Linked DNA regions of Homo sapiens: region 2 is linked to region 1. A link is a loop called in an ENCODE intact Hi-C map of the cell type or tissue named here. Cell type or tissue: psoas muscle. All regions are shown on one strand.

Region 1 (5,000 bases):
CCTGTGAGTGAGTGGGCAGCCTGTCCTTTCTCTAGGGTGAAGATGTGTATACCTTAGGATGGGATGCATGTTTTTAAGCTTCGTGTGACTCTTCATAGATGAGCGGGATAGAAGTAGGCACAGCAGCAGATCAGAGCGAGATGGAGGGTCAGAGCGTAGCAGCAGAAGAAATGAACCCGAGAGCCCACGACATCGACCTAAAGGTAGACTCACTGTTTTGGTGGCTTGTGAGGATTCAAGTGTATAAAAGGCAGAGTGAGTGACTCTCGTCTTCAGTGAGATTGCTGAGGCATTGAGTCAGAATTCCCGATTCTACCATGAACATCTTGGGATAGTTGGTTCTGAGTCAGGTGGGCACAGCTCTGCACTTGGGGTGGATATGGTTCCTGTAAGGTGAGAGGCTGGTTTGCTGAATGGCCAGTTTTCCAAATGGTAGGAAAGAATAGGGAGCTGGAGGTAGAAGAAGTGTTTATTAAAAAGAACTACTTATATCCAAGAAGGGTGTGTTTGTAGAGATAAAGTAAATATCCCTTAAAATGTTGTCATAAACACAGAATGCAAACTGGACCATTGGCTAGGTGCAGTGGCTCATACCTGTAATCCCAGTACTTTGGGAGGCTGAGGCAGGCAGATTACTTGAGGTCAGGAGTTCGAGACCAGCCTGGCCAACATGGTGAAACCCCATCCCTACTAAAAATACAAAAATTAGCCTGGGGTGGTGGTGGGTACCTATAATCCCAGCTATTCGGTAGGCTGAGGCAGGAGAATCACTTGTACCCGGGAGGCAGAGGTTGCAGTGAGCCAAGATCACACCACTGTACTCCAGCCTGGGCGACAGAGCAAGACTTTGTCTCAAAAAAAGAAAAAAAGGAAAAATACATCCTGGACCATTAAAAATTGAGATATCTTTAAAAACTGTCAAAACCGATCTTAACCGTTATAGATACATGCAAGGTTTAGAAATAGTAAAAGGAGTAAATTTGGGGAATTGACTTTTGGCAACTGGTTCTAGACCATGTCATGGTTAAGTGAGATGTTTCCTGTGGATGTGTCTTTTGTGGCCCAGATGCAGCCACCCCTTCAAGGTCTACCTGGGAGGAAGAGGACAGTGGCTATGGCTCCTCAAGGCGCTCACAGTGGGAATCGCCCTCCCCGACGCCTTCCTATCGGGATTCTGAGCGGAGCCATCGGCTGTCCACTCGAGATCGAGACAGGTGATGTTCTGGGCAGAGCAGCCCAGTTTCGCTGGGTGGGCGGTAAGGAGCCTCGGCAGGGAGAGCAGATGGTGGCCAGGAGGACGTGGCTTAGCTCAGTGACAGTTTTGTGATGCTGGTGCTGCTGTTCCCAGGTCTGTGAGGGGCAAGTACTCGGATGACACGCCTCTGCCAACTCCCTCCTACAAATATAACGAGTGGGCCGATGACAGAAGACACTTGGGGTCCACCCCGCGTCTGTCCAGGGGCCGAGGTGAGGCCTGTGGGGCAGCAGGCAGAAGAGCAGGCTTGCTTGCCCTAGCGAGGATGAGCAGGGGCTGCCCTTCTGGAGCTGCATGGCCCTGCAGATCTGTCTGGGGCCGCTGGGGACAGGCCAGGGCATGGACTGACCTGCTTCCTGTGCTCCTCCAGGAAGACGTGAGGAGGGCGAAGAAGGAATTTCATTTGACACGGAGGAGGAGCGGCAGCAGTGGGAAGATGACCAGAGGGTAAAGTTTTATACCTCTGAGGGGCTGATCGGGGCTGGTGGCCGTCTGTAGATGGGTGACCCTCTAGCAGGACTGGGCTTTGATGAGGGTACACCTGAGCCCTGTTCAGACCCAATGCCCTGGAGTCTCTTTGCAGAGGCATAGACGGCACGGTGAACCCTGTCACTCACTGCAGTAGGCTGACCTAACTGTTCTGTTATGTGTTGGTGCCACCATGTGGTAAATCTAAGAAGTGCTATCGTGATGGGCTGCCCTCCAGTCCTGTGTAGTTGCCCACTGTGGTTCTCCTCCAGATGGCATGTGTCTGCAGGGAGGCCTCTCCTGCACCCCTCACAAGGGTAGCTCCACTGCAGTAGTGACTTCCTACCAAGCGTCCCTTCTTCTGTTGGCCATGTCTCGTGCATAAACTTGATCTGTCCCTCACTCCCTTGCTTTGCCTCCTGCCCTGCAGCAAGCCGATCGGGATTGGTACATGATGGACGAGGGCTATGACGAGTTCCACAACCCGCTGGCCTACTCCTCCGAGGACTACGTGAGGAGGCGGGAGCAGCACCTGCATAAACAGAAGCAGAAGCGCATTTCAGCTCAGCGGAGACAGATCAATGAGGTGAGGCTGCCTGCAGAAGTTGGAGCAGATTCAGAGCTGGAGGTAGAGCACGTGGGGAAGCAGCAGGTTATCCCCAAGTGAGGGCAGCACAGCTTGTCCCCTGATTGCCGAGAAGCCCAGATCCTCTGGAGGTGGAAGAGGAGTGGGTGATGAGCCTTTTAGTAGCTTAAGGAAAGCCCCGGCTCGTACTTCTCTCTTTTGCAGTACTTCCTTGAGGGGAAGTACTGTTGATGGGAACAGGTGCATTGGGACCTGCCTCTGTGGTCTGTGTTCTTTGTGTCTCTGATGTGGGCTAGGGACACTTACCATTTGTGTGTCCCTCTAGAGGTTCTGATTTAGATGAAAGGTGCTGCTGCTTGGAACAAACTCCTGCAGGTGATTTGGGATCAGCACCTCTTCTGTCTTTGGAGCTGTGGGTAGAGGCCTGTGACATCTTTGCAGCTACCAGTGGCCTTCTGTCAGGACTTGATGTGTGGACTTACCTCATAACCTTTCAGGACGACCTTTGGGGTGGCAATTTGAGTGTGGCTCCCATTGTGTCCTCACAGGATAACGAGCGCTGGGAGACAAACCGCATGCTCACCAGTGGGGTGGTCCATCGGCTGGAGGTGGATGAGGACTTTGAAGAGGACAACGCGGCCAAGGTGCATCTGATGGTGCACAATCTGGTGCCTCCCTTTCTGGATGGGCGCATTGTCTTCACCAAGCAGGTGAGGCTCCTCTGTGGCCAGGGACAAGACAGCTCAGAGAGACCTGATGTGGGCCAGGTGCAGTGGCTCATGCCTGTCATCCCGGCACTTTGGGAGGCTGAGGAGGGTGGATCATTGGATACCAGGAGTTCAAGGCCTGCCTGGGCAATATAGTGAAACCCTGTCTCAAAAGTACAAAAATTAGCCGGGTGTGGTGGCAGGCACCTGTAGTTTCAGCTACTCGGGAGGCTGAGGCAGGAGAGTTGCTTGAACCTGGGAGGCAGAACCTGCAGTGAGCAGAGATCACACCACTGCACTCCAGTCTGGGCGACAGAGCAAGACTCTGTCTCACACACAAAAAAGGCCTGATGTGGAGACAGAAAGAAGAGAAGGGAGAAAATAGCCCTGTACCATGAGAGGGTAGCAGTCCCTTTCACAAGTAGGGATCTTATGAACATGGCCTTCTTGCTGATTTTAACGGGCATCGCTCTTTCTCCCCACTGCTGCAGCCGGAGCCGGTGATTCCAGTGAAGGATGCTACTTCTGACCTGGCCATCATTGCTCGGAAAGGCAGCCAGACAGTGCGGAAGCACAGGGAGCAGAAGGAGCGCAAGAAGGTTGGTTTCTTGGTTTCGTGGCTGGGAAGTTTATGTGTATTTTTTTCTTTTTTCTTCTCTTCATAAGTCTTACTAGGCCCACAGATAGAAGTTAGGAGTCCCCTCTATCAAGTCCTTAGGCCCGACAGCTGCGGGGCCTGGTGTTGGGAGAGCTGGAGGCTTGAGGATTGGAATGTGGCTCGGTGCCACCAGCACTCTGGGGGAGTTTACCACCTGCGGGGTGAAGTCTGCTCTCCCGTGGGATTGATTTTCCATTGCTCGCAGTCATGTGGCAGGATGGAGCAGACTGACCTTTTTCCTTTTCAGGCTCAGCACAAACACTGGGAACTGGCGGGGACCAAACTGGGAGATATAATGGGCGTCAAGAAGGAGGAAGAGCCAGATAAAGCTGTGACGGAGGATGGGAAGGTGGACTACAGGTGGGCAGCCTCAGCCAGCAGCACATCAGCCTTGCTCCAAAGATGGGGGCCCATGTGGGCAGTTGCGGCAGAACCCATCGACTTTGTGGCTCCTGAGTGGGAGACTCTTAGGATACCTCTCTGCATCTTCCATTCTCTCTGGTCCCTTCCTCCTGGTCTCTTCACTGTCCTCCACTTTTCCTATATGTGATTCCTCCTCCCTCACACTGCTTCCTCTGGTGCTGGTGTTGTGAGAGGAAGGAGGCCCAGGGAGGTTAAGTAACTTGTCTGAGGTCACCCAGCTTGTCAGTGAGGGAGTTAGGATCAGACCCAGGCCGTCTCACATCAGAGCCACTCTGCTGAAGTACCTCCCAGGTGTTCAGCATGGGCAGCTGGGTTTTAGTCCCTTAGATTTGAGTTCACTATAAGAACTATTTTTAAAAGAGGTTCCAAAATAGAAAGGGTTATCTTATTGGCCAGTGACTTCTCTGCTCATAGAGGCATCTAAGCAGATGCTGAGTTGGGATTCCTGCATTGGGCAGGTGGCTGGACTTATCTGTCCCTTAAGATCCTCATCCTTCGAATGCCCTTATGTTCTACTGAACGGTCATCTGAGTTAATAATTCTCTCCACTCCTGTGTGAAATGTCCATACGAGAAGTTGGTACTATTGATCAGCCCTTATTCTTCTCTAGTTAACTTAATTCCTCAGGTATTAGTTATTGGGTGACCAGGAGGGACTGGGTGAAATTAGAAATAGGAAGCTCAGCAGAGCATGGGGCGGCACATCAGACAGGAAGTCTCTGGGGAGGGGGTTGGGGAGGGGTGTGTGGACTGTGTGGAGCACTGAACTGGTGTCTTTTTGCCAGGCAGCCTTGAGAAAGTGACAGTGCTCTGCATCTCGGGTGTGTACATGTGTCAGACATTGAGAGCTTTCAGTAGAGGTTGCAGGTTACTGTTTAGTGGGGCTGTTTTCACAGTTCTTTGA
Region 2 (5,000 bases), 250 kb before region 1:
GAGAAAGTCCAGGCTTTGGGAGCAGATGGCAGAGGGAGGGAGTAAAGAAAGAGCCAAAAATGATGATCCACAGCTTATAGTAGCAGTTAAACTGTCAGAAGTTTTTTTTCTTTTTTGTGGTAGAAGGGCAGGAGGCCCCAAGGTTGGAAATAAGAGGGTTCCCACCCAGAACCCTTCTTGTGAGAGATGCGCACTTTAAAGGGTGATTTTGTTCCAGATGTCTATGGCTGGGTGTGTGGGGGAGGAGCACTCTCATCTGCAGGACTCTGCTTGATCCTCTGCTTCATAGCCCTTCCCCATCTCTCCTCACCATTCTGCCTACAAGGCTTCTAGCAGCACGGGGGCCCGGAGGGAGAGCCCCTTCAGGGTTCAGAGTGAAGTACTACCTTGCCAGGGACTCAGTCAGGGGACTTTGGGAGAAAGACTTGATAGCCAGGCTGACTGGGTTCTAGGCAGGCCCTCTGGAAAGGTAGCTCACCTAACAAAGCTCCTCCATCTCAGCATGCCAGACCCACTTTGAAATCTCACAGAATCTTGCTGGTAATGGTGACTTTAGAACTAGTAGACCCTTTTTCCCAGGCACTGACCCCCCACCTTTGTCTGTGTTGTGCCCAAGTGCCTGCGCCACCCCCACCCTCCTGCTGCGCTGACCGCTGCATGGTGTCGTGACCTGGGCCTCATTTGTAGCTGCACTGCCTTTCCTTGTCTGCAAAGTTGGTTTTGTCCACTCTGACCAAGACCTCTAGTTTTTGGTGGGTAGGGGGTCTCTCTGGTTTCCCCTTCAGCTATAATCTCTATTTTTAAAATCTCAAAATCATGTCCCCTCCACTTCCACTGCCAAACAGCTTGGTGAAGAAACAAGAAGGGAACTATGCCCTGGGCCAGGGCGAATGCGTGGCTGGGCAGTGCCCATCATGGCATTTTCACATGTCCCATATGCCCCTCCTGTCTTATTCCACTGCTTCTCCCAGCATTCTGGTGCCTCCAAGCCATCCCCTCCCACCACCAGCTCTAAGATTCTAGGATAGTCTTGATAACATTTCAGTACCTGAATAGATGTCATTTTGTGTTGGTATATTCCTCTGCAAAAAGTATTTTCAATCTTGGTTGCATTGGCACCCCCCCTACCCCCCACCAATGTCTTAATCCCACATTTTCTTCACAACTTTTAGCATCAGCTCAGACCGTGGGGTTCCACTGGGTATTGGGAATTAGGCTCCCCCACTAGCTTTCAGGTGGGTAAGTTTTTTTGTTTGTTTTTTGGGGGTCTTTAGACTCTTGAAGGCAACTCAGGGTATTGTCCACGCAGCTCTCTGGTTAGACTTCTCCCAGGCTATGATCCTGGCATGTCCTTTATAAGGTATACTTGGATTGGCCGAGACCTGGCCTGGCATCAGGAGTCCAAACCTCTGAGGTCTGATCTCTGCTCTGTCAAGGACTTTCGGCAAGTCTCGTGACCTCTGGCTCTTTCACTTCCTCCCCACCTGCCAAATGGGGATAAATAATCTTACCTACCTCCTGGGGGGAGGGGAAGTTCTGAGAATGGAGTCATTCTTAGTGTTCAGGTGCTAAAGGTTGTTCTCCTGGGGGAACAGAGTGACTGAAACTGGCTTGTTTGCTACAAGCCCTACCCTCCACTCTTTCATTCCTTGAAAGCAGTTTGCCTGGTCAGTCAGCTTTTGGGGGTCCATCAAAGGAGGTTGCTGACCTGACCGTGAGTGCTTCAGTATCTGGTTTGTGTCAGAACCAGACGCCAACTTTGTACTGCATTTGGGATCATATCTTTCCCCTTCTCTGTCCCCCATTCTCTGAATGCTGCTTTCTCTGGCTTGTTTCCTACAGTGGGGGCCTGTGGGGTTGAGTCTTGAGGAATCCCCTCAAATGAGAAGGCCTTGGGAGAAGGCCTCATCTCTGGCTGTTTCATGAGCAACTCATTCCTAGAGTTCATTGTTTGCATGGGTTTCTCACAAGCGTCCTTCCTCATAGGAAGGCTCATCAACTGAATTTAGTGACATGTACACAGTAGATGCTCAAGCAGTGTCTGCAAGGACACAAGCTGAGCTTTCTCCTTATGGGGCAAACCTATGTCTAACCAGATACAGACCAATTAGTTTAGATCAAATCACCTTCCACTTGGGCTACTTGTGACTTTCCAACCTGGTAACTTCCACTGAATTCTGGAAAGAGAAATTCTTGAGGACCCTGGCAAGTTGGGCCCTGACCTTTCTGTTGCTGTCTCTTGCTGGTGAAGCAATACCAGCAGTTCCTGTAATACCACAATATCGTTCCATGCATATATAACATATTAATACTTGATTTTGCTGAGCTGCAAAGGTATCTGTCATAAAATATGGTCCCCAGGAAAAGAATCTCTGTGCTCTAAATCTCGGTCAGAGCTGTGGCCTCCCCCTTGCCTTTAACCTCTAGTTTAGTCTTTTCCTCCAGGCATGAAAAATATGACTAACCTGTGGTGTGTCCATTCTTCCTTATAGGAATTTCCTGAGTTTGCAGGAGACATGAGAGCAGTTTTTAGCGAGTATTTTAGTGGGAAGTTGCCAACTTTTTAAGAATGAGCAGTTGACAAGGGCCAGAGCCTGTCCCTTGTCAGCAGTAGGACATTTCCAGCTCTTAGGAATAGAAAGGAGGACTGCTGACTGTCTGGCGCTGTATAAAAATGTGTATACCAATTTGGGAATAGGGGAACCCAGTCATGGATGGATAATAAGCCAAGTCTTGAATCATTCCTATCAAGATTAGTATACATGAGGAAGAGGTGGCATGGGGGGAAGGGGCTCTGGGAGTTCAGAGCTGAGTACTTGTACCTGAGGGAGGGCCCCCAGCCAATCTGGGCTGGTCCTTCTATATTCTTGGTCCCAGTTGGTCATAACACCAAGGGCTTTGCCCTGCGCTGCTTTGCCACTGCTGCTGTCCGCTCACTGTCCTGCCTGCTGTCCTCTACAGCTCCCTATCCTTCCATGTCTTTGGCCATGTAGATTAAGTGTAGGCGTCCGGTTCATTCTTACCTGTGTTAGGCCATGTTATTTTATAGCGAAGTCATGTTCGATAGGGATGGTATGAAATGCTGCTGGTGGGCTGGTAAATCCAAAGGGATAAGGCTTCAGTGCTGTTGGGAGCCCTCTGGCTCCAAATGTCTGACTATCTTGAGGGAGAAACAAGCAGGTTTCTACTAGTGGTGTCTTCTGTTGTATTAACTTCTTTCCTTTGTGGTATCTTGTATCCTGTTTTAAAAACTAAATGAAGGGAACCACATTAGGGCCCATGCCAGCATCCCAGTGAAGTTCGTCCAGCTCCAGTTAGGTGGATTCTGGAGTTCGGAGAGGGTTTAAAGTTTGGCTGAAATAGCACCTCAAGTGGGGTTTAGTTTTATTTTTACCTGCGGGCATCATGGGCGATTTAGGGGGAAGCACAGGATGGTGGTGTGGTTTAAACCTGCAGCAAGCAGGCATGTTGAAGAGTTGAGTGATCACGCTGGAGATGAAGGGTTGGACATGGATTGACTGGGAAAAGGCCTGGGTCCATTGGAGTAAAGATAACCTAGTCGATTGAATTGGCCATGGGAAGTTAGGTCACAGTCTTATAAACAAAGTAAATAGGACAGAGACTAAGTTTTAGGGAGACATCTTGGCCTCCTAGGCTAAGTTTACTAAACCACACTGAAGCTATAGTACCTTCCAGATGGGCAAAAGTGTACACTACAGTTGAGGAGCTGAACCTTATTAGGTTGGATGTCGATCAGGAACCTGTTTGCCCTTTGCTGGGAAGCCTTCACTCTCCAGCTTTCCTGGGGTAGGGAAGGTCTCCCACATTATGCAATAATAAAATAAGCATCTGGGTCTTTGCAGCTGTCAGTTGCTCTTTCAACTCTAGGATCCATCTTTGGACCAGAAGCCTGGTCTGTGCCTAGGATGACACTGGCCCCAGAGATGCTAGAGTCGACTGCACTCTCTCCTTAGCTGCAGACCATGCACAGTGCCTGGGGCGGAAGGAGGAGAGGTGTTGCGGTTTGCCCTGCTGCCTCCCCAGCAGGAACAATAGTCATAAATGCACTTTTCACACTAAAGGTTTCTTTATTAGTTCTCCAGTTAAACCTAGATCCCTCCCTGGTAGATTGCGAACTCAAAGTTTTGTGATCCCAAAGCCATTCCACTGCAAATGCCCAGCAGTGAAGATGGCCTCAAATTGGGTTCTTGCCTGCAGTGTGTGTGGCAGCAGCCCATGTGCCTTTACCTGTTGTCAAACTTGCAAGCATTTATTTGTCTTTATGACTGTCATGGGGACTGAGGTTCTTCAGAGAAAGAGTGTGAGCTGATGACACAGTGGTTTTACACCCACCCCCTGGGCAGGGAGTTTGCACGTAGTTGTGAGCTGTGAGTGGTTAGTGCATTGCTGGTATTGCTGAAGGCAGGGTTGATCCCTCACTTGACTGATACTTGCATTCAAGAGAATCTAGATTGTGTTGGGGGAGGGACTGACTGTACTCATGGCTAACTTAAAGTATTAAAATAAGGCTGTCCCCTACAACCTTCTTAGTCACACAGGATCCCTGTAGCCAAAACAGTATATGATCCAGCTGCAGAGAGCAGACTGCTCTCAGCTTGCACAGCACCTTAGGCGAGGGAAGAATATACGGATAGGGAATGGGGTGGAGAAAGGATGGGAATGTTGTCATCCAGGTGGCTTTAGGGTCCTAAGGAGTGGAGAAGGATGGCACTGGGGAGGTCTGGATGGATCTGTGTAGGAGTTCCCTGTAGATAAATTACTGATCCCCCATCTACTATCCCCAGTATGTAATGGCTGAATTAATATGTAATCAACTGCATTGTATCTAAAGCCTTAGAACTAGTCAGGTGCTCCCTCCACCCAATACCATTTCTTACCCTCTAATCCTACCTGATCTTTAACAAAGCATTAATAATTCTAAGGATAATCTCTATTTTGTTGTGCTTTTTTGTAACTGTTTTAAATAAATCAATTTGTAC

The links. A loop is a pair of places that touch in the nucleus more often than their neighbours do. Peaks named below come from ENCODE experiments on the same cell type or tissue, not always from the same donor. Only the 100,000 strongest peaks of a DNase experiment are listed, where the experiment ranks them.
Region 2: a loop joins it to region 1, with 2.6 times the contacts of the local background. A loop is called at or near these places in 4 of 110 quality-filtered maps.

What each region holds. Positions count from the first base shown.
Region 1 is chr16:72,097,579-72,102,578 of GRCh38, forward strand. It overlaps DHX38 (DEAH-box helicase 38), which reads left to right. Exons shown (of 27, transcript NM_014003.4): 4 at 99-203; 5 at 1,067-1,214; 6 at 1,349-1,467; 7 at 1,626-1,702; 8 at 2,154-2,309; 9 at 2,858-3,019; 10 at 3,508-3,615; 11 at 3,922-4,034. Among named protein-coding and RNA genes, the nearest start is that of DHX38, 6.2 kb to the left of the region's middle. RefSeq lists an enhancer at 1,424-1,924. In psoas muscle, a CTCF peak has its summit at 1,930 (motif pointing left); a DNase peak (open chromatin) is centred at 1,883.
Region 2 is chr16:71,852,132-71,857,131 of GRCh38, forward strand. ATXN1L (ataxin 1 like) reads left to right here. Exons shown (of 3, transcript NM_001137675.4): 3 at 1-5,000. Among named protein-coding and RNA genes, the nearest start is that of ATXN1L, 8.7 kb to the left of the region's middle. RefSeq lists enhancers at 1,168-1,307, 3,808-3,857. In psoas muscle, no CTCF peak of the experiment used is centred here; no DNase peak of the experiment used is centred here; H3K27ac peaks cover 1,745 bases.